Regions from separate parts of the Mus musculus genome. Here all the other regions are linked to region 4. Evidence: chromatin loops called from intact Hi-C (ENCODE). Cell type or tissue: left cerebral cortex. All regions are shown on one strand.

Region 1 (4,000 bases), 75 kb before region 4:
ACAGGGATTGGATCAGAGAGAAGGTGCCATGGTAGGTACTGCAGCCTACATTCTCTGTGAGCAGGGGCTGCTCCCAGATTTACTGCAGCTGCCTGCTATGAGAATCTGGCCAGTGTCTGTCTAATAGAGAGCTGAAGGGTTTTGTTTTTTTGTTTTTTGTTTTTTTGTAATTGATTCATTAAATAGAAAAAATGTGAATTCAGAAATCAACATGTTTATAGTTAATGGTGAAGCTAATTATACCAAAGAGGACAGTGAACTGTTTAGAAATGCATTTTGTGAGGTGCTTTTGAGGAAGATGAGCTTGTGTCACACTAACACATATAATAGACATTTTGTAAAGACAACAAAATTTACGAAGCAGTTCCCACATCGGGTGCAGCCCTGAACACTGCAGTCTTGGCTCTTAGTAAATCAAGGTGTGCTGTTAAAGTACCAGTATCCTTCACTGTGTAAGGGGGGGCATTAATCTATAAATAGGAACTATAAACATGATGAGTGAAGTTGGTGAGAAGCACTAGATGTGTCATGTCTTGCAGAGTTCTTAGGGCAGACCAGAGAAGGCCATCATCTAAGAAAGAAAAGCCATAGATCTCTACACTCAGAAGCACAAGCTTTGCAGTATTATCTGGATAAGGGAAAATAGAATTTTGAAGCAAGGTCGATCAGAGGACACATATTAAAATCAGTTCATGGGTACTTGCCTTGCTAGGAATGATCAGCACTCAGGGAAAGCATATGCCATAAGTGAACTAGTCGTGAACTAGTGAAATCAATATATTCACATCTATAGATTTGTGCCACAAAATATTTGTTTTAAAAAGCAAACTGATCATATAAAAGTAATCCACTTTTATAAATATAACGTTAATGGGACAGAGGAGGGATATGTAGCTTTGGTATGGATTTAGACCAGCTGAGCTCTGCTTATTGACTTGGGAGATAATACTACAAATACGAATCAGGTGTTTGCATAACTACAGTCATCTGAGACCTTCTATCCTCACTTCCTGATATATACTAGAGGAGTTCCAACACTGTCATTTTATGACTGCCAGGGAGAAAAGGTGACAAGATATATCATGCACCATTTATTTTTTCTACTCTAAGAGGACACACTAGTTGTGTTTATGCTTCATAGACACTTATGAAACTTCCCCTAACCGAGAAGAAAATGGTGACAGGAAGTTGAACTGGTTGTCTTGAAACATGGAGACAGGAATTGAGTGGATACAAACAAGAAAGGATTCACTGAGCTGTCAGAGGTCAGAAGAGGGAGAGAGTGTGTTATATAAGCTATATTCTTGCCAGGTGGAAAGGCCCTGAGACAGTGTCATGGATGTCAGGCAGAACAACAGACAGATACCAGGAATGTACACAGGAAGTTCAAAGCCAGAAGAGAACATGGCTAAGGATAAGCTTTGGTGGTATGTGCCTTTGTGATTGGAAACTGGGCCATCACCAGATAAAGTGAGGTGGGTACAAAAGGAACAGGTCAGTGAGCAGAGAGAAAAGCTCTGAGAGCTAGAGAGGAGTGGAAATCGAAAGTCAGGAAGATGTGTGTGTCTTGCAGAGGTTCAGTGAGAACGAGTACTTGTGGCCCCTTTACTGGCATGAACATGGCCACTTCAGATACTCTGCCACCTGCCTTTCCTGCAGTCTTGAGAACAGTGATCTTGCTTTGATTTTGAGGCTCTTGTCCCACACAGAGAGAAAAGTACAGCTAAGAGGAATCTCATGTCCCCATGGTAACATGGAAACCCTAGAGACTGCAAGAGAAGTTTCTGGAGCATTTTGCCCAACATGTTTTTAGATGTGCCAGAGCCATTTACATACAGTGCTCTTTGGAGTTAGAAACTAGACCTAATGATCTGAAAACCTATTGAGATTAATAAGGTGTAAAGGCCATTCCTCCGAGAAGCCTTAAACTTGACTTCCATTGGCCAAGTCACACTGGTGGGTGACACAGGGGTCTTTGCCTGAGCTCTTGAAGCACCAATGCTGGAACCCTGGGCTTGATTTGTTGCAATTGCTTACCTCAACTTTGGAAACGTAATCGTGCTAGGTTAGCCCTCAGTAAATGCTTGCAAAGGTTAGTAACTGACTTGAAACAATGTGATTGGTTCCCTGAACATTTTCTTCATATACTGGCCTCAGGGAGGCTTCCTGAGGGAGGCAATCCTGTTCTGTCTGGACAGATCATTGCTCACTGCATAAAGTGCCCCTGAAAGCAGTGCTGGGTCTCATCCACACACAGAACAGGAAAAACGGAATGTGTGTCATGCTGACTGCTAGTGCTCTGCCGAGAGCAACATCTCCATAGTCTTTTATTTTGAAGAGGCAAAAGAAAAAAACATGTTTGCTAGAAAAAGTATGGCTATGTTAATCTGCTCACCCACATTTTTTATCCTGACAGCCCATATAAATATAGCTTGAAGGGGAGGAAGCGGGGGCTTGAAGCAGATGGCCCACACCAAACTCAGGCTTCCCGAGGACTTCTGGTCACTTTGCCCACCCACGATGGCTTTCTCCTTGGCTGTCATTCCACGATGACAGAACTTGCAGCAAATAGAGAAGATGTTTAGAGCCCATTTCATTGTCTCTTCAGAGTGGGGCTGGGTAGGAAGGGTGGCCCTTCTCTCAGCCATGAAGACAGCTGGCATGCATGGCAGACTCATCCCCTCAGTTGTAACGGCTCAGAGCTGTGATCGAGCCTTCGCTCCTCATTCTGTAGGAGATGCTGCCCCCTCAGAGGAACCCATGCTTTTTTTTTTGAGGAATGAATGGATGTCCTTCTTAGAATGTCCTGAAGAAAATAAAAGGACACGTTTTAGGAATTCAGTTATTTTTAGGCTGTAAACGTCTTGTTTTCTGTGTAGTCTTGCAAGTGTGATGGTAATACAAAGACAGCTTGCAAAGTGCCATCCTGGAACCATAGCATGGAGGTAGACAAGACCTTTATGTTGTAAATGTGCAGAATGGGCAAGAGAAGATGAAGCCCACCACTCTCTGGGCTGCATTGTCCTGAGTCTGTGGTCACCAGAGCCTGGTGGTCATTCACACTTGGACACTCAAAGAAAACACACACCATAACAGTTGTGGTGATCTGGCCATGCCCACACAGCTGACCAGGTCTCTGTGTCCTCTTCTCATGGTGTATATGACTGTAGTCACATGCCTTTCTCTCCCCTGAGGCCTATGACCTCAGGCTCTCTTGCTATAGTTACCACATGCTTATATTCTCTCTCTTGCTCCTCTGTCTCTGGCTCATTTGCAATGAAAAAAAATGCTCTCATTTTATTACCTAGTAAGCATTTTCATTTCCATTCTCAAAATTTCTCTGAGTGGTTTCATATTGATTTTTATAAAAGTGAAATTCATAAAATATAAGTTAGCCATTTTACAGTGAAGAATACAGAGACATTCAGTACATTCTCAGTATTGGGCAATGGACATCTCTGTCCAACTCAAATGCCTTCCCATCACCCAAGGGAAGTCTACAATTGCTGTGCGATCTCTGTGCTTCTACTGCCCCACAGGCCTGCTCACAGACCTTGCCAACCAGGTCATCAGCATCTGCTTCCTGTCTCTGGATTTACTAACTACACATGGTCTATATAAAGCGAATCTTACAATGTGGAGCCTTTGAGGCTCTTCCACATTGTATCATATACCAAAGCTTTAATCCACGTTATTCGTGAATCACATTCTGGTGTGCAGATATGACAGGTGATATCCACCCACTGCTGGGTATCTGTGTTCTCATCTTTTAACTGATATGCAAATCCTATGATTAAAATGTACATGCATATATTTAAAATATCATTCTAAGGAGTGGAACCATAGGATCAGAGGGTCATTCTATGTTTAATCTCTTTGCCAGGGAGCACTAACCTGTTCCACTACAGCGGGACCATCTGCACCCAAGCACCTTTGGTAACTCAGAAGCAATGACTCCAAGCCTCAGGGATGCGAGACCGGCTTTGCTCTTTCACACAAG
Region 2 (4,000 bases), 670 kb before region 4:
GCAGCAGGTATCAGGCAGGCTCCGTGCTCTTCCACCATAGCCGACCTACCCCATCCCTGCTCCCACACCCAGAGGTGTTCTTCAGGGTCCACACTGCTGGATGACACACATAGGCTCACCAAGAGGCTCAATTCCCAAGGAGCCTGAGTTTGCCTGTTCTGGGGAATAGGCAGTTTCTTTAATGGCTGCTCCATTCACATGAGTTAAGTTTGATTTCCAACTTGGGGACCAATCCTCTGTCCATGACCACCTGGAAAAATCCCACAAAGGACATCTTCCACTGGGAAATGTGAAGGACTTATCTTCATCAAAGGCAGTGACTTCCCATCCTTCTGGAGAAAGGAGCCCAAGCTCCTTGGGGTTTCTGGCTCCTCTGTTTAGCCTTGCTCACCCCCACCCCCTGCCTTTGAGGCTTCATTGTGGCAGAGTTCAGAGGGGCTGATGAGCATGTCTGCTCTGACCCTCTTGACAACTACTTAGATGTGAGAACAAAGGAAAGGGCTAATCGGATATGGGGGGGGGGAGTTTTTCGGATTTCCTTGTTGCTGCCTGCCAGCTCTTCAGAGACATCTTTTGCTCAGTGTCAGTATTTCTCCTGCAATTTCTAAGTGGAAAGCAGCATGCTATGGAAGTGTCCAGCCTTTTTGATATGACCTCATCATCTGCATTCGCAGACACTCTAGGCTGCATGTACTCAGCAGGGCAATGCTTTAACCTGGATAGATTGAATGTTTATGCCTCCCCACAACGTTTACACTAAACCCCAGTACTGCTCCCAGAAGCATTAGGAGAGAAGGCCTTTGGGGTGGCAAAGCTTCACAAGTGGGGCTGATATCCTGATAGAAGAGGCCTGACAGTAGTCCCTTGTCACCTGACCTGGACTCTACCATAACAAAATTGCTGGACACTCCAGCCTACAGAGCAATGGGGGCAATTTCTGAATATTTCTTTTCCCCTTTGTCCCCCTCGTGGTGTGTGTGTGTGTGTGTGTGTGTGTGTGCATACAGCCCATCATGGTGGGACAGATACGGTGGCAGGAGCTGAAATCTGCAAAGCTAAAAGGAAGCAGGAAGTAGGACCAAGCTGTAAAGAGTCAAGGCTCCCCCACAGTGACTCATTCCCTCCAGCAAGGTTCTATCCCCTGAAGGTTCCACAACCTTCTCAAATCGTCCCAGCTGCCAAGGTCAGAGCGCTCAGACATGTGAGCCTATGAGACAATTCACATTGTGGTGGTTTGAATGAGAGTGGCCTCCGTAAGCTCATATATTTGAATGCTTGGTCCCCAGTTAGTGGATGAGAGCTTTTGGCCTTGTTGGGGTGCCGGGGAGGCGTGTCACTGGGTGTACCAGGCTCAGTATCTTTCTCAGCTTGGAACTTGTAGATCAGATGTGAGCTGTCGGTTACTTCTCCAGTACCATGTCAGCCTCCCTGCCACGGCGATAATGGAGTAACCCCATTTAAATGCTTTCTTCTCTAAGTTGCCTCTTCATAGCAATAGAACAGTAACTAAGACAACATTCAAACTGGCATCTTGTGCACACGTGGGGCTTTCATCCGAACCTGCTTTCACACTTGGCAGTTTGAGCTAGCTAGCTAACTTTTCTGTGTGGAGGTGAACTGTGCACTGTAGACCACTTTTGGACTCTACCCACTAGAGGTCAGTAGTGCTGCGAGTTGGAGTCAAAAAGGATATTTGCTGGTGGCGGTCGTCCACCTGCCCAACAGTCCTTTATGGGCAGGGGCTCACACACACCCGGAGGCAACACCTGAGGACATTATCATGCACATTGTTGGCCATAGAGGTGGCTGGAACAGAGAATTTCATTTTAAGTGTATTGTTTAGTACCTAGATATCTTTGTTTATTGAATTTCTTTGCATTGTTTGCCCAGATTCTTTGTTTGTTTGTTTGTTTTTTTCTTCTATACTTTTAAAAGACATATTTTCAGTGTTAATGACTACGTGGTAGTCTCAAGTATCTGTAGGGTACAGCATGACATTTCAAGGTCATACACTCAATGTGTAATGATCAGATCAGGGAACCTAGTGACTTGCCTGTAAAAAATCATAAATATTTCTGTTGGTCACTTATATAAATGCTAGCCTGATGAACCAGAGACCATGCCCATATCTACTGAGTACAGGATAGCCGGTAGACGAGTGCTCCACCACCTGTGGGATGACGGAGGATGGCTCTCTCAGCTCACCTTTCTCCTCTACAAAACAAAAGTGCTAGACTATTTCTAGATTAACCCTTCCCCCAGTGATTTTCAACACGAGTTTTTTTTTTTTTTTTTTTTTTTTTTTTTTTTTTTTTTATGTATGTGAGTACACTGTTGCTGTCTTCAGCCACACAAGAAGAATGCATCGGATCCCATTACACATGGTTGTAAGCCACCATGTGGTTGCTGGGAATTGAACTCAGGACCTCTGGAAAAGTAGTCAGTGCTCTTAACCACTGAGCCATCTCTCAGCCCTCATCGCAAGGTTTTGCTAATGTATTATATAGAAGGCTAGATAGCAAATAGCTGAGAATTTGTGGGTCACACAGCACGGCAAATGCACAGGAGTGTCGACCGAGGAAGACAGTCAACAGGTTACTTCTGCTGTGTTATCTCAGGTAGAAATCAATGTCACCAAACATGGTTACAGAATAGGGGCCAGACAGTGGTGAGCCAGGATAGGATCTCCCCAGACAGTGATGAGCTGGCCAGGGAAAGGTTCTCCTAGTGGTTCCAGCTGGGAACAGGAGGGTCCTCCAAGACAATGATGTACTAGCTGGTCAGGAGAATACCTCCCCAGACAGTGATAAGCTGGCCAGGAAAGGGTCCTCTAGACAGGCATTTCATTCAGGGAGGAAAAGGTATAAATGCTTTCCTCAAGACTTCCCTTCGTCTCCTTGGGTAGAGCTGCCCACCTGTTTCTGCCTTGCCCAGGGTGGCCCCACTTTTTAAAACAGCAGGTGGTCCCAGTCTAATTGATTAACCAAAGTCGGGGTCTAGTTGCTTGAATCGATGGCTTGATGTGTCTCCACATGGCTTGATGTGTCTCTGCATGGACAACACTAGAGTTTGGGGTTTGTCACATGGCAGAGCCCCTGGGGAGGGGATGAGGGTCCTTATGAATGGGTGGAGGGAGTGTTTCTGCTAGGCCATCCTGTGAGACCACATCGCCCTTCCTCTCTTTGCCCTGTGCCCTCATCCATGGGAAGATGCTGCTGAGAGAAGCAGCCATGAACACCACACTGCAGGTGCTCACCACTACTGAGCCTTGATCGTCAAGTGTTGTGTTGTTTATTAATTCTCCAGTCTGGGGGTAATTCGCTATAGTTACACAAAGGGTTGAAGTCAATGCTTTTGAGCTAGACAGTAAACACACTGACAGGTCAAACCAACAGGATGTCAAAGAAATGGGTCTGATTTTCAGCAAGAAGGTATTCTAATGAGAGACAAAGAAGGACACTTCCCAGGAAAGACTGTGCCCTGTGGAGGGATCCTGGCACATGTGTTCGTTAAGGTTTCCTGGCTTAGGTAGGGAGCAGGTCAAACTGATTCATCGAGGGCCCATCTCCATCTCTCCCTGTCACGGTGCAGACTGCTGACATCCACAACAGGGATGTGAGACACATGAAATGGTAGTCTTTTCTATCAAACACTGCACAACTTTTGTTCTTGTCAAGGAATTAAAATCTGTTACATTCTTCATCTTCTAAACCCTTTATGCAGACGTTTTAACCCTTACACCCTTTAAAAACATTTGTTTACACAAAGGTCCTGCTGCATTTTTGGAACTTAAGCTACTTACGTGGTCCGCCACTTCCCACTTCCCATAATTCCCTTTACAACCCTTTCTCTTCTTGAAACCCTTTAATTGGAGTGGCGGTCCTTCTGCAACCCTGAACTTATTTCTAATGATGACAAGGGACATTTTTTTATTCAGGTCACTTTGCAGCCTCTCACCATGAAGATATCTGTGTTTCCCATGGTCAGCCTGTGAGGACAG
Region 3 (4,000 bases), 58 kb after region 4:
TGGGAGGAGAAAGTTGTCATGTGAGGGTTTCACAGAAGACAAACAGAGCACAGAAAAGACATTCCTGGGAGCAGGGCCAAAATTTTAGTGAAAGGCAAGACGTTGGTTGGACCACCACAACTTGCCCAAATCGGCATCTCCCTACCCCACTGCAATAGTCTGCAGCTGAATAATGGGCAGCCACTCTATGAGATTAGAAACAGGCAACCATACTATCTTCAGGATATTCTCGTCCTGCCTAGCCACTAGATTCCTGAGAAATCTGATAATGAGAAATGAGTCTATGGAAACGATCTCTTAGCTTTTATGTCACTAGCAGAATTCTTAATGGTCAGGAGACATGTCCAGTAAATATACAAGCTGAAAGAGTTATGCACATATCATTTTTATAATTTTAATGCTTTCAGTTGAAATAAAATTACGTCACTTCCTCCCCTCTTCTTCTATTCCTCCAGCCTTTCCTAGTTACTATCCCTCAAAATACTCCCATGCCTGGCCAGGCTGAGAGCCTCTTTTTAGATTGATTGTTATCATCAATAAAAAAGAAGAGCTTCTAGACCTCAGAGCTGCAGGCACTGTCCCTCCAAGACCCAGTATAACAATCAGTCCATGTCCTTAATGGCATTTGCATCCTGCCTATTGTGGTAACTCAGTCTACTGTGCTTCCAGCCCAATGCCCAAGGACTTTTAGTAAGAATCTCTAACATCATCCATGCCTTCTTCTCTTAGAAGTTTACAGAAATCCTATGTTAGAGAAACGTGGGTGTTTCTTCTTAAGCCTCAAGACACAGGGGCGTGTACAGCCTGCTGCTTTTATGAGCTGACTCTTGCTGATCTTCATGAACAATGAACATGGATAAGGCACAGCACAGGATTCGTGGAAAGATGACACCTGATCAGGTCAAGAATGTTACAAGTCAGGATTCTGAAAAGAGGGCATCCTTAGGTTGAAATAAAACAAAACAAAAACAGCACAATCAAAAACAAACAAGCAAAACCACTTGGAGACAAGAAACCCCTACACAGAATCTTACATACCCATAACTCTACACAGAAAGGAGATGGGAACTCTACACCATTTGGGCATTGTTCACTCTAACCTGAGAACTGTAGGGTAGGAGAGGCATCCGAAGCAAGTCCACAAGTTGGTCAGGAAGGTGGATTTTCAATGTGACTCCTGAGAGGTAACTCATGTGCACCTCTTGTACCTAAAACAGCCTGACCACTCCAGTGAGATCAAACTAGAACTTTCCAGAGTGAGTCAAAGTAAAACTGAAAGTTGGTTTTCAAAGTGAATGCTAGCATTTTAAGAGAATGTCTTCATAAAGCTTTCTAATAAAAACATTCAATGACAAAAGATGGGCCAAGATTGCCCGAAAGACACAACCATAGTTTGTTCAGTCTATAAAAGCATTCGAGGTGTTTTTCCTCACAGCTGAATTGAAAACTCAGTTTAAAATTTTTTCTTAAATTGCACAAAGCTATTTCTTTGTTCACTTGCAAAACAAGATGGACAGAAAGACTTTTTCTTCCAAACTAAAGCAAGACACAGTCTACCAAGGAGCTCAGGGTGAGCTACCTATTTGATCTCCTTTGTGTCCATCCTTGTGTTGCACTGAAACATACCAGGAGGTCACTGGTGGCCCAGAGATGTGCTGGTTTTTCTTCTGAGCATCATCACACTTCTCATGGTGGCAAACCCTTCCACCCAGCTGAGTTTGCTCTCTCACTTCATAAGGTCATTGGCTTGGTTTTTCTAGCTCTCTGATTATATACCCCATTCACGAAAACAATTCCACATGCTCGGGGTTCAAAGGGAGGGTCCTGAAAAGCAGAGAGCAAACAATTCATAATTGGATGCTGAGAAGTCTCTGTCACTTAAAGAAGATCCACTGGCTGATGAGGTTTTGCTGCCATTTTTAGGTGCTGGTGACCGTCATATGCATGCCCTAGGAAGAGTCAGCAGAGTTGAAGTCATGATTACCATGATTACTCTCTCCTTGATGGAAGCCCCTGGGTCACATCCTAGACCTTAGCTCATGTATCTTTCCCAGAAATATCACTGGAGTGGCACTCTCCCCTTCTTTCCTGATTCTTTTGTTTGTGCTTCATTTGGAGTCCAGACCCATTTCTCTCACTTTTAACTGGGCCTTTAAAAAACACTTAGTAGGATGTGGCTTTCCCTAATCCTTTGGGGATTTGTGTTAGAATGTAGATTTAATTCTTACAGGAAAAGACTCTTCTAACGCTTCCAAAGTTCTACAGAGAACCACCTCCTTGTGCGCCCATGTACTGCCTACACATTAGAGGCCATCCTTTAGTCTGACAAGGAAGAAAGAAACTCATGTTAACTTGGAGCACAAGTTATGCCAGGAACATTTTATGTTTTGTTAGAAAGTGAGCAAAAACAGGCCTAGTGGGTGGAACTTTATTTATGTTGCCCATAAACAAAACTAAAATTACCATTAAAATCCAAGATCATACAGTGATGACACCTGTATCAGGATGCTAGCCGCTGTATCTGTTCTCTTACTTGCTGTGGAGTTTGGACTCCCAGGGCAAGAGGGACCCCAGGGCAAATGGTATCCCTACAATAGTTCATTTCCTAGCTGAAAGTTCTCTGTCTGCTCCCCACACCTCAGTCAATCTTCCCTCTGTGGATGTCCAGGGATTCCATTCTGAATGTACTGATGAAAGTTGTTCTTCCCATGTGCCCAATTGAGTCCAGGGATATTATTCTAATCAGCTACCAAAGTCAATTACTTGTCTCATTCATGACTCAGTTGCTGTACACTGACTAAAATTTCTATGTCAGGTTATGTTCTTAGTGCCTTATACAATTCTGGTATTTTCTTCTCAAGAGAAGTATGGAAGAAGAGGGAAAAAAAAAGACTAATAGCAGGAAATGATGGATAAAAGTGCCATTCTTAGCATTAGTCAGCAAATTAGCCATCTCCCAAGTGGTTCAACTGGAAGAGCTTGTCTACACAGTCTCCCAGACTTTTCCATGTTCCCCATGAGGTAATGCACCAAAGCAAACAATATATGGTGTGATGGCAGGAGTGGTTTACATGCATAAGAAAAGGGTTTGATGTTATCCATTTAGTGCTTAGTTGTCAACCAACAATGTGAGAAAATGTGTTGGCTAGGACTCTGCAAAGAAACAGAAGAGATAGAGTGATCCCAAACAGGGGAACTATAGTCTTGGTAATTGATCAACTTCTTCCAAACTCCAAAGAGACTTCTCTAACTCCCTGATTCTCAGTATGTAATACAGGATTCGTTGACTTTTCATATACTCATAAGACCATATTGTTATCACCTAGGATACTAAAATACCTTATTTTGTTTAAAGTCAAGAAGCCATTGTTCTGATGGGAATGAGTATATTTTATACTGATGTGGAAAGCACAAATAAAGATTTGTCTTCTGGGTACAGTAATTTTATGTGATTTTTTTTATCTTCCACCAAATAAAATTCATGAAATTCTGATTGTCTTTAGCTAAGTAAAGAATTCCACAGATCTGAAAGATGTTGGAGAATAAAACTGATGTTCTAAGCATCCTCTTTCTATCAGAAGTTGAAACAGGTCAGCAGATGTATTTCATTATGTTGCAGTGGTTCATGTGTTACTCTGTGGTAAGTTGTGAGTACACAGACTTTGGCCAAGTGCTAGGTAGAATGCTTCTTACCCTCTAAGTTGGATTAATATTCCAATCAGTACATTTTCTGTGAAGCAGATTACTATCCTTAGTATCAACGGGCCTCATTCAATCACTAAATGACTTGAATAGTTAAGAAAGAATGAATTTCTGAAGAGTATGGCCTCCAGCTGAAGCATTAACTGTGAGACTCCAGCCAGCTAACCTGACCTACACACTTTCAATGTGTCATGTCCTGCAACCTGTGAGTAGATGTTATAAATACAGTTCAAGAAGTACAAGGTTGGTAAATGGATAGATAGATGTAGACAAGTGGATGGATATATGATAAAAGAAA
Region 4 (4,000 bases):
GTCTAGACCTCATCTCAACTTGGGTTTTCCTCTCTGTCATCTCTCCTCATGTGGCTTGAGGAGACTCTCATCCGTGATAATATAATATTAAACTCTTAAGTTTTATCACACCTTTTGTGCCATAGTCACTGTCATGGGCTTCCAGTGGGTGGAAGAGTCACCACTGAGTAGCAACAGGCAATGATAGGGTGCTTCCAACATTCCTAGTAGACACAATCTTACATCAAAGTCCACAACCCTTTGGTCTTCACTATCTTAAGATATTCTGAGCACAGGACAAATAGTCTTCCCCAGAGAAGAGCACAAGGATTGGTTATCCAGTACCAAATGGTCCAGTCCTGAAAACATATATACATATAGCATTATACAGACGGGGCAGGTTGTATTTATGTATTTAGGGGCATATATGCATATACATATATGTATGTAACAATAATTCATGGGAAAAAATAGGTCATGAATTGGAAAGAGAACAAGGAGGGGTGTATTGGAGGGTTTGAAGAGAGAAAAGGGAAGAGAGAAACAGTGTGATTATAGAACAGTCTCATAAAGTTAAAATAAATACTGGTAAATAGAGAAGATGCACATCAGGTACCAGGCGGGTACACCCACACTGAACTCAATCCAGATCCCCCATCGGAGCTTGCAACCCATAATTATATAAAATGCTCCTTGAAGGAGGGGTGTATTTTTTTTTGATTGTCTAGCTCTTTGGTTTCATTTGGTCTGGTTTGGACTCTGATGGAGTTGAAGCCAGCACCTCCCACATAGTAGCCAAGTAGTGAACGTGGTGTATCCACGGCCACCTTTGGATATATTTTTAGAGTGTACCAAGTGGTCATTTCTTGAATGTCTTCTTCATTTCATCGCCTTTATTTCTCATCCTTCAGCCCTTCGGGCACTGAGCCAATTCACAGTGTCCCTTTTGTGCTTCTCTCTATAACTACCTTCATAAGGTCCCTTTTAGTTGGTCTTATGATACAATGGTAGACATCTACCATATAAATCTATCTTGGTATTTCTGCCTCTAGATGAAGGGTGACTTTTTTTATTGTTCTGAATTTCTTTTCTTATTGGTTTGCCAGACTATTTAAGGTACACCATATACATTGCTTTTATATGTGGTCTCAACTTGTTCATTTAATTTACAAACACTCTCAGAAAAGCTGCATGGAGCTCCCGCTATGACACAGGCAAGGCTGTTTGCTGAGTCACCTGGGCTTCCCAAATATGAGTCAGCCTTAAATTTGGCTGGGAGAAAGAGAAAGCCAAAATACAGAAGCTTGAACAAATGGGAATCAGTTGCTTTGCATAAAAACATTCAGAAGAATGGATCCTGCCCATGGTCCAATGTGTTAGTGATGTTGGGGTTGGTTCCTCCAGGGGTCTACTCGCTTTCCACACAGTTGTGAGAGACTACTGCAGATCCAACCACTTCATCTGGTAAAATACCAAGCAGAGGGAGCAGGAAGTTAGATGCATCCCAAGAACTGCACCTGCTGTTCTTTCTCGGTAAATTAAGTTTCAAGAGAACCCTTCCTCCCACATACCACTCATCTGGCTTCTTGCCACATCCAATCACAGGAGAGCCTGAGGAGACAGACATATGGTGTTTTACCCTGCCTTGTCTTTGTGTGTATGTGTTGGGGGTAGTGCAAGCACCCACAGACACAGGGGTAGGAAAGTCTTGACTAACAGACCAGACCAGCTGTTTCTAGATCTTAGTGCACGGGGTCTCATCTGCTGCAATGAAAATAGCTATTAGCTTAGTAGGCAGTCATTAACTCTAAAGTAGATAAGCCATGGAACTGGAGTTTCTCCCCATTTAAATACAGGGGTGAGCTTTCTGGAATGCAATGCTGTGGGCACAGAACCCCACTGCTGTCATCCTAAGACTGCGGTCAACCTTAGAGAGAGAGCTGTTAATTAGATGGGGAGACACGTTATTTTGGAGGGGATGCTAGCAGATGTTTTGATGCCAGATTTGATGCAGCATGAAGGAAACCTCTTGCTGAGGGCCTGGGTGGGATACAGACACTGGCCTGTGCCTCCCTTGGAGGGGAGACTCACTCGATGTTCTCAGTATGTTCCTTTGGGTCTCCAACCAATGGAATGTGGTAGTGGAAATGGAGCAGAAACACGAAAAATTATACAAACAATATTTCATCTCTGTTATTAGTACAAAAATTGGTTTATGAAAACAAATTATTTATGAAAGACAATTTGATATTTAAATGTGGACTTGGCTCATGATCGTATACATGGAGCACTGGTTGTAAGCTGGGTTCTTTCTGGGTACATTCTTGCAGGCTCTGGAGTACGGTCCTTCTTACTGATTTTAAATTTATTACAGTTGCTCACCCAGACTAGCCAGTTCAGAACACTGGGATGCTGCAACAGAAGAACACAGGAGTGATAGATAATTTCAGATGGCTGGCATAGTATCCAGTTTTAATGTGATAGTCTCTGTTTCCTTAGAAAACTATTGTATATTGGCTCTGTGCCTAGAGGCACAATTTATCTGTACACAGAAGTATATAGCTCATCATCTGAGAGGGCACATTTCAAAGCATCCTTTCGTAGGTCATAAGGAAACAAGTCCTCCCAGGAATCTAGGCCTTAGCGTTATACTCTGTTTACTGACTTCCTTCCCTAGACACCGAGTCTACCCATTGCCATGGTCCTCTGAAATGCCCCCTACACAGCATAGTGACATGAGAGAGCTGGCCTTGGCTCACTCTTATCAAACCCATTCTGCCTTTCCCCTCCTTCCTGGAGGTGCCTAATCCTTTTCACAGGTGCTCTCTTCTCTCAACAGTCAATACAGAACACCCCATTCCCCCAAGTGAGTGGAAGGATATCGTTTCTTCTGCTTAAAGCATTCATCCAGGCCTCACATTTCATGTTTGGATAATGAAGCACTGTGTGTCCTCATTAGCATTCTCCATTATTCCATCCATGATGAAAACTTCTCAGCTCTTCTCTCCACACGGACTGTTGCTCGGCTCTGAAAGTGCTAAAGCTGACTCCTCTGCTTTGTACCTGACGTTACGTTTCTCCATTGGTCCTGCACAGCATAGTCCCATGGAGATAATTATGTTAAAGATCAATTAACTGAACCTCCTGGAGTGGATTCCAGGCATGCACCTGTCTTTTCTGTGTGCAAGGTGCCTGTGTGGCACACCCAAATTCGAATCCTAGTGCCCCGACACTTGTCAGGAAATGATCCAGGGAAGCTTCACTTTGTCTTTCCAATCACTTCCCTGAGGCAGAAGATGCATTTGCACAGCATTTTCTCTTGACAGCCTTCCCCAAAACACTGCAGAAGTATATAGCTTTGCAGATACTGCTGCCCTGAATGTTTAACTGTGACATTCTCAATAGGGTCCCTATAACCAGAAACCATAGAGTCACATACTGACTTGAGCATGATTTGTTTTATCAGATAAGAATGAGGCATCTGTTCCAATGGGCATACTTAAATATACACCAATGGACTCATGAGCAAGTTATCCTTCATTTAAGAAATAATGTCATCAGGCAGAAGACAGGCCTGGTAGGGAAGCCTATTGACACAGAGCCTTCATCTACCTAGGACCCTGTGTTCCTCTGCTGGACATCAGCTTCAAACCTCAGGAGGTTTGAAGTAGGATTCTTGGAATAATTCAAGCTACAAGACACACATTGCCGACTGGCTCTTTAAAGAGGTAGGCGAAGGTGAACATTAACGTAGTGATTTGTCACAAGAATTGAAGATTTCAAGGAGAGCAGAGAGTTGTACAGTGCCACCTCTTACCTTCTCTTTTTGGAGCAAGAAGCCACTTATGTGGAGTTCACCCGTGAGTGTGCTGTTAACACAGCTGGAGTTCTGAGCCCTGTGCTAATGTTGCATTTCAGTCTGGGAAGTTGCTCACTGGCAAAATGCTGGCCTGGCACTCTTGAGGCCATAGATATAACCCCCAACACCACCTCCAAGAAAATAGCCATGTTTCTGCATCTT
Region 5 (4,000 bases), 51 kb before region 4:
TGCTTCCATTTCAAGTGACACATCCACACCCCTGTCTGTCGTGAGTGTCTGGGAAATGTAGGCACATGCACATGTCGTCAGTGCCCTGGCTTGGCTACTGCAGTCTACTTAACATTTTCCCAAAGAGTGTCCAGTACAACTTATGGAAATATCCCAATCATGTGGTGGTCAACCTTCCCTACAGCTCACATCTTGGTGCCTGGCTAGGGTCTGTGTTCTGCTAAGACAGACCACTGTTCATGAAAGGAGACTGTTGTATTTTACCCAAGCTTACTGACTCATGGTTTTCCTGCAGTAGTACCTCTGTGCTTGCTGGTTGGTTTTTTTCTTCTTCCTTAGTCCATATTCCAAGAAGACTAAGGAAAGAGCAGAGCTTCCTGAGGGGTGCCTACCCTGTGCTTTGATTGCCATGCTTCCTGTCTCTTGTAAGAATGCTGCCCTGTTCCTCTGTTCCTCACAGTTGCCCAGCCATAGCCAACCTCCCTGAACAGTGTACATGGCCCTGTCACAGAGTCCTCCATTATTAGAGCCTGTGCATTTAAATTATCCATTTACATTAGATTTTGTTTCTCCTTTTATGAAACAACCGAGTGATCTTAAGTGGCTTTGGCTTCTGACATGATCCACTCTTATTAGGTCTTCAAAGGCTCTTGAAATTTTTTTGTTTAGAATGTCTGAAAATGTAGCCTGGAGGGTTTTCATGCTCTGCCCAATGCTGGCATCTAAAAATAAAATTTAAGCTGACTGGCAGTAAGAGAAGTGCCCAGATCAGCAGATGGTGTGAAATTCAAGACTTGTAAAAGGAAAATGTATTCATGAAAATACACATTCCTCCCCATGTATTAAAGGTCTGCTAGGAACACATGTTCATGGTAGACTCAAGGGCTGTCAGGTTGTCAGAAATGGGAGGCATCTGTATTTCAGCTTGTTAAGCTCCTGCTTGAGTTTTCTGGGGACAAGGAACATGACCAGGAAGGCCATGGAGGCCACCTGGAGGTGCCAAAGCATTTACAGGTAAGCACTTCTGAGAATATGCCTTCATGGTGACTGATGGGCATGTGTCTGTGTGAAACATCTTAGATGTGCCATGCAGGGTTAGCTTCATTCTGCCTGTCCCACATTTTTATTAAAGGTGCATTTGGTGACAAGGGTGATAATGAGATATTCCTGTAGGAACTTGCAATGATATGAATGTTGAACAGAGGCTGGCAATAACTGAGGCAGAAGACAGACCCCCGAAGAAGGTGTGTGTGTGTGTGTGTGTGTGTGTGTGTGTGTGTGTGTGCAAGTGCACATATACGTTGTGCTTGCAAGTGCTTCTGCACATGTATATGGAGGGCGAAGTTCAACCTCAGCCTTTATTCTGCTTCACAAGCTATCACCCTGGTTTTTGTGCAAAGCATCTCTTACTGAAACATCGTTTGAGCAGAATGTGAGCTGGCTAGCCAGCAGGCCTCAGAGATCTGTCTACTTCTCCCTCTGCATCCCGTGGATCACAGGCATGCACGACCACACTCTCATCTTTTTTCACTGGTTCTGGGGATTGAATTTGAGCCCCTGGATTTGCACAGTAAGCACATTACTAACTGAACTATCTCCCCAGTTGCTGGACAAAGTTTAGCATGGTTAGAATGTTCACTGAATTGACTTAGATTTTATTTCTAGCATAAACATCAGAACACACACTGATTAAACACAGAAGGAGGAAAATATGCTACAGAACATCCTATGGCAAAGGAATTCAGAGATTCTTTTGTAGGTACAGGTCGGACCATATGATGTTAGCATGCATGAAACAAGAAGAACAAGGATGTCTGTGGCACAAAATACAATTATTTTTAGGAGCTGAGCTGATAACTGTTAGTGGCCTGATATTTGATGGTTGGAGTGGAGTTGGTTGATGTTTACAAATACTTCCCAGTTCATTCCACATCTAAACAGCTGGGCTCCTTATCCTTTCTCCTTCTTCCCCCACAGTGGAACCTTCCAAGTGGTGGCTCAGGTTATGAGTGAGTGTAGGCAGTCTGACTGGGAACCTACAAACAAAACCACTGTGGAATGCCATGGCTACCTGCTTTGAGTACCTAAATAGAATGTATTACCGTCCCAGAACTCAGTACAGTAAAAAACAGAACCCTAGAGGTCTGCATTGGCATTACTCATCAACTGGGAGTAAGGGTCAAGTTTTTGACACATTACCCATATTCTGGATTCCAGTTTATGTAGAAGCAGTTTATGTAGAAGCAGTTTATGTATTACAGAAACAATGGGTCTTACTGAGGACCATGGTCAGAGCATCACAGGAGTTCCTATAGTTTTATGGGTACTCCATCCATAAAGTGCAAGCATGAAGACAATAAGCCTGAGTTCTGCCTCGGCTCTGTCCTTTCACAATTAAGCAAACAAAGGGAATCACACTGGTGAAAACAGATACCTTGACCCACTGAAAGCCAATGGAGGTCCAGTACTGTGAGGTTAAGGACAGTGCAGTGCCAGCATTCAATATGAAGAATTTTCTGGGAAACCCCAACTGGGAAAGACCAACACAAGCGCTCTAGACTGAGACAAAAGTCCATCAGCTTTTTCATTCTTTTGTTTTTGTGTTGTTTGACAAGACAAACTATTTAACTGGTGCATAGCAAGCAGACATCTGTAGCCCAGGTTCTCAGGGTCCATTTCTTCCACCTATCATGAAATACAATTCACAGACCACATGAAGCTCAGTACAAACAAAGACCAAAGTATGGGTGCTTTCGTCCTTCTTAGGAGAACAAAATACAGGAGCAAATACAGAGATAAAGTGTAGAGCAGAAACTAAAGGAAAGACCACCCAGAGACTGTCCCACCTGTGGATTCATCCCATATACAATTACCAAACCCAGACACTATTGTGGATGCCAAGAAATGCATGCTGAAAGGAGCCTGATATGGCTGTTTCCTGAGAGGCCCTGCCAGAGCCTTTCAAATACAGAGACAGATGTTAGCAGCCAACAACTGGACTGAGCATGGGGTCCCTAATAGAGGAATTAAAGAAAGAACTGAAGGAGTTTCAGGGGTTTGCAAACCCATAGGAAGAACAACAATATCAACCAACCAGACTGCCCCCCCCTCCCCAGAACTCCCAGGGACTAAGGCATCAACAAAGGAGTACACATGGCTCCAGCTGCATATGTAGCATAGACCTTGTCATGCATCAATGAAAGGAAAGGTCCTTGGTCCTATGAAGACTCGATAGATGATCCAGTGTAGGGGAATCAAGAAGGGGGAGGTGGGAGTGGGTGAGTGAGTGGACAAACACCCTCATAGAAGCAGGGGGAGGGAGAATATGATAGGGTGTTTCTGGGAGGAAGGGAGGGAAACTGGGAAAGAGGATAACATTTGAAATGTAGATAAAGGAAGGAAGGAAGGAAGGAAGGAAGGAAGGAAGGAAAGAAAGAAAGAAAGAAAGAAAGAAAGAAAGAAAGAAAGAAAGAAAGAAAGAAAGAAAGAAAGAAAGAAAGAAAGAGAGAGAGAGAGAGAGAGAGGGAGGGGAAGGAAGGAAGGAAAAAGAAAGAGAGAAAAGAAAGAAAGAGAGAGAGAGAGAAGGAAGGAAGGAAGGAAGGAAGGGAGGGAGGGAGGGAGGGAGGGAAAGAAAGAAAGAGAGAAAGAAAGGAAAGAAAGTCTAGTGGCACTTGCCAAAATCCCAGGCTTTGTGACCTCATGAGATCCTATGAGACCTCATGTGACAATGTGACCTCATGTGACCTCATGTGACCTCACGGCACAGGCAGCTTTAGTGTTTCCATTACTGCAAACAAAACTTATTCTGTTAGAAAACTAAAATACAGTCAGAACTTCATCTGTATGCAGAACTACAGCATGAAGCAAAACTATTATGTGAAACATCCACATATTCTTAGATTGCTTTGTTTTAACAGAAATGTATCATTTTATTGATCCACTCAAAGGACTAGATTTACATTTTTATTTTTGTTCCATTTTCTTTATTTTACTTTTCTTA
Region 6 (4,000 bases), 66 kb after region 4:
TTTTCCCACAGTTCAGGGATTCCCCTCATCCCTTGCACAGAGACTGCAAACGCTTTCTCATTTATTCCTCCCCGGGTTTATGGACACTGGTGAGAATCTCCTGACTTTGTTGGGTTACTACGAATTATATCTGTTTATTCGTTGGGATTTCTTGTTGCCTTTTAAAAGTGTTGGTCCATTTGGTTAGATATTGGCAAAGCAGAAATTTACTTTTATAGTTTTAATGCAATATAAATTTGGGCATTTACCTTGTTCATATCCTTATGGCTACTGACAAATTGAGTCATAAATATTAACCGTTAAATAGCTTTGATAAACACTAGGAGTCACAAAGATTATATAAGCGAAATTTATCATTTCTGCCTGTTTTGGGCAACAACTGGGAGCGGGTAGCATGAAGTTAAATGTCACGTGAGCACTGCTGATTAAAAGCCTGACTCCTCGGAGAAAAGAGTGATGTGTGGAGTCATGCTGCCCGAGAGAGACAACTGTGTGCCCATTGCAACTGACACATTCAGAATCCTTTATGTCAAGCAGTATCCTAAAGTCATTATAACAATACTTTCTTAAATGACACAGCAAACCTCTAGTAAGGACTCTTTCATTCCCCTATGTGTGGAGGGCAAGCATAGAACTGAAAATAAAAATCAATAGGGATTTGTAAAATCCTTAATTCATATAGGGTAAATAACCTTATAATGAATGTAGAGCCACTGCATCTGTGGGCAACTGCTTAATTTTACTTATTCTCTCTCTCTCTCTCTCTCTCTCTCTCTCTCTCTCTCTCTCTCTCTCTCTCTCTCTCTCTCTCTCTCTATCTCTCTCTCTTTCTCTCCCTCTCTCTCTAAGAGAATGGTATGCCCGGTGTGAGGTTTCCATAGGAGCAAATGGTAGAGAGTAACATTAAAGTTCCTGGGAGGCCCAGCCCTACTCTGTGTTATCCTGCACAGCGCAAGCTTAGCCCAGAGCCAGGGTTCAGAGGAAAGATCAGATGAATCTGTGAGCATAGAGTTAGAAACAAAAGGAACTCACAGAATCAAGTTGGAGTCCAAAGTAACTCAGCCAGCACTTAAAGCTGTAGTTTCTGAGTTCCTGGGATGGCTCACAAACTAAAACTGCCAGACTTACTGCAGAAACCACCGCCCTTGGCTCCACCTACGTTTGGGTCAATGAATATCAGAAGAATGCAAAATGTGGAGAGAGAGGCTGAGGTGGCCAGATTCTTTTACACTGCAAGTCTGCGAGTCTGCGAGGGCTTGGGACTGACTTGCTTTGACAAATGGGAAGTGACAGTGTGCAGTTCTACAGCCCACGCTGCATGGGGATACGCCAGTCGCCTTCTCACTTTTGAGAATGCTGCTTTGGGATGGCAGCAGAGGCCTGCATGGCCTAGGGAAGAACACATGGCCAGACTTGGAAAACAGAACCAAAGCGTCTGAGTTTGCCAGAAGCAACTGCCACACAGACCTCCAACTAGAGCCTACGGCATGGCCAGGACTTTGACTGAACCCAGTCGTCTGCTTCAGCCGCAACCAAATCAGAACCTGCCCCACACCTGCCCCGCTTTCCCACATCATGAGGATGAAGGTCTCAGTGTTTTCCAACCTACTATTTTTAGGTGATTATTTTTGCAGCAATAGCTGATGAAAACACATTCCTAAATGAAAACAGACTTATGCTCAGGCAGGGTGGTGCATAGTGTGAAAAAATCACATGCTGCTCCCTCAGAAACCACTGCATGGGAGTCAACATTTTATCTAATTTCAGCCCAGCACACATCTAGTCAGTCCTTTTAAAATCTTTGCACTGACTGAGCGATATTTTTGCTTGGCATAAGAAGCACCAAGTTTCTCTATTATGCTAATGTAGTTTATTCAAAGTAATCAATAAATATGGTTTTTAATTGAATTTTCCCACTAGCCATGTCTTCCATTCCAAGGCTGGTCTGAATTTTTGTTTCCTGGCAGAAAATGTGCCTTCTTTTTGCTTTGGCAGGCTTCAGTTCATATGTTATTCATTTTCTCCTCCATCCCTCTACATTGCATTCTGGGCTGGGCTTGCTCCATCCCGTCAGCAGCTGGAGTCTGCCACAGGAGGAGCCTTGGCCTGAGTGGTTTACCTGAGCGTTCAGGCTTGGATCTGCAGAAACAATGGGGATAATACTACTTCTTCAGCTCTGCGGACATCAGAAATAAGAAGCCCTTCAGGGAGGTGTTGAAAAGAATATCAAATCTCCACAGGTCTACAGTTCCCCAAGAACCTGTGCATCCCTAGCAACTAACATAATATACAAGAAAAAAAAATTTAAATGTGTGAATGTAAATATGCCCATACATGCATGAAGCTTCCATACATATATGTACAGAGTATGTTCTCCATGATTTCTTCTTTAGAGAAAATCAGATGGTTTCAAGAATGAACAGAAATGAAATTCAGGACATATTCCGATTTTTGTTGACATATGTAAGGATATCTTCTCATCTCCTCCTGACACTTGACAGCAAAAGCCCACAACTGACTGCAGGCATTTACTTCAATAGCTTTCAGCCCTTGAGGACTCTGAGGGTCAAGAAGGTGCTATAATTTACATGCTGCCTTCTTAAGAAGTAACAGACATAAGCCGGATATTTTCCTAAGATCTGTCATTGAAGAATTAGATGATGTAATGAATACACTGGAAATTCTGTTCAAAGTGTCATAAGGCCTTTGGTCCTTCATTCATGCATTCTTTGCTGAATTCATTCAGCAAATACTGTCTCTCTATCATGTCAGGCTCTGGGATCTGTGTTTGATGCTGGACACACAATATTGAAAATACACAGTACCTCAGTTAGGGTTTTACTACTGTGAACAGACACCATGACCAAGGCAACACTTATAAGGACAACATTTAATTGGGGCTGGCTTACAGGTTCAGAGGTTCAGTCCATTATCACCAAGGCTAGCGCATGGTAGCATCCAGGCAGGCATGGTGAAGAAGGAGCTGACAGTTCTACATCTTCATCTGAAGGCTGCAAACAGAATACTCACTTGCAGTCAGCTAGGATGAGGGTCTTAAAGCCCACACCCACAGTGACACACCTACTCGAATAGAGCCATGCCTTCTAATAGTGCCACTCTCTGGGCCAAGCATATACAAACCATCACACAGTCTGAACAAATATGTACCAGATATAAATATATAATTCTAGTGGGATTTAATGACCACTGCAAGGGGGAACATGGGGTCCCAAAGCAGTTTGGGCATGGAAAAATGTGGAATGAGGGAGTAAAGGTATTATAAGCTTGTCTGAAAATTTGTTTTAAAATAGCCTTAACTAAGGAAGGTGGGTAGGAACAACATGAAGGGATCAGTCATCCAGGACCCAGGGGAAGAATGTTCTCTGCAGTAGAACGTACTCCATAAGGTCTGAAAGGAGGAAAAGGGGAGGTGAGGCACATACAGAACACCGTGTCTTAGAATATACTGGGCATGTGCACTTTCCAGGCATTGGAAGCATCCAGAGCTGGTGCCCAGCTGGGCTCAGCTCACAGTCTACCAGGTGATTGTTTTTCTTTGGACCTGAATCTCTGATCAGTGCTAATGTTACTGGGTTGTAACTTCTCCCGTTTTAGTTGTCAGAGGATGCAGAAGACATCAGGGTTTTCTTAGTCTCCTGAAGAAAATAATTCAAGAGTGGATTCAAAAGAAAAAGTCAAAGACAATTTTATTAGCACTTAAAAGAAAAACCTCAGGGCAGGCAAGCTGTAAAAGCCTCAGCGGTGCGGAGGAAAGAATTAAAAAGCCACGCCATTTAAGCTGCCATGAAGGTCAGACACATGGTAGATGAGTAAGACAGCCCAAAGGGTTGGGAGAACACAAACTGCTGAGGAAAGCATTCTGGGAAAAGAGAAGAGAGATGTTGCATTCTGTCGAATGATTCAGAAAAGGAGGTCAACTTAAAGCTTCACAGTTGTGCCCCTAAGCAAAAGTACAATATCTCATTAAAGGACCAATTAT

Evidence for each region. Hi-C counts contacts between places; a loop is a spot of excess contacts. Peaks named below come from ENCODE experiments on the same cell type or tissue, not always from the same donor. Only the 100,000 strongest peaks of a DNase experiment are listed, where the experiment ranks them.
Region 1: it touches region 4 in a loop (2.9-fold over the local background); 3 of 42 quality-filtered maps call a loop at or near these places.
Region 2: it touches region 4 in a loop (5-fold over the local background); 2 of 42 quality-filtered maps call a loop at or near these places.
Region 3: a loop joins it to region 4, with 2.3 times the contacts of the local background. A loop is called at or near these places in 3 of 42 quality-filtered maps.
Region 5: it touches region 4 in a loop (2.6-fold over the local background); 2 of 42 quality-filtered maps call a loop at or near these places.
Region 6: a loop joins it to region 4, with 5 times the contacts of the local background. A loop is called at or near these places in 3 of 42 quality-filtered maps.

The regions. Positions count from the first base shown.
Region 1 is chr13:68,888,660-68,892,659 of GRCm38, reverse strand. The region is part of intron 2 of Adcy2 (adenylate cyclase 2); the gene reads left to right. Among named protein-coding and RNA genes, the nearest start is that of Adcy2, 110 kb to the left of the region's middle. In left cerebral cortex, no CTCF peak of the experiment used is centred here; DNase peaks (open chromatin) are centred at 1,765 and 2,496; H3K27ac peaks cover 2,447 bases.
Region 2 is chr13:69,483,183-69,487,182 of GRCm38, reverse strand. No RefSeq gene overlaps it. Among named protein-coding and RNA genes, the nearest start is that of Tent4a, 49 kb to the left of the region's middle. In left cerebral cortex, a CTCF peak has its summit at 1,645 (motif pointing right); a DNase peak (open chromatin) is centred at 1,644; H3K27ac peaks cover 167 bases.
Region 3 is chr13:68,755,682-68,759,681 of GRCm38, reverse strand. All of the region lies in intron 4 of Adcy2 (adenylate cyclase 2), which reads left to right. Among named protein-coding and RNA genes, the nearest start is that of Gm34903, 150 kb to the right of the region's middle. In left cerebral cortex, no CTCF peak of the experiment used is centred here; DNase peaks (open chromatin) are centred at 45, 776 and 2,284.
Region 4 is chr13:68,813,502-68,817,501 of GRCm38, reverse strand. The region is part of intron 3 of Adcy2 (adenylate cyclase 2); the gene reads left to right. Among named protein-coding and RNA genes, the nearest start is that of Adcy2, 180 kb to the left of the region's middle. In left cerebral cortex, no CTCF peak of the experiment used is centred here; DNase peaks (open chromatin) are centred at 760, 1,247 and 1,558; H3K27ac peaks cover 2,616 bases.
Region 5 is chr13:68,864,936-68,868,935 of GRCm38, reverse strand. The region is part of intron 3 of Adcy2 (adenylate cyclase 2); the gene reads left to right. Among named protein-coding and RNA genes, the nearest start is that of Adcy2, 130 kb to the left of the region's middle. In left cerebral cortex, a CTCF peak has its summit at 2,125; DNase peaks (open chromatin) are centred at 768 and 1,501; H3K27ac peaks cover 1,774 bases.
Region 6 is chr13:68,747,303-68,751,302 of GRCm38, reverse strand. All of the region lies in intron 4 of Adcy2 (adenylate cyclase 2), which reads left to right. Among named protein-coding and RNA genes, the nearest start is that of Gm34903, 150 kb to the right of the region's middle. In left cerebral cortex, no CTCF peak of the experiment used is centred here; DNase peaks (open chromatin) are centred at 1,309 and 1,666; H3K27ac peaks cover 1,228 bases.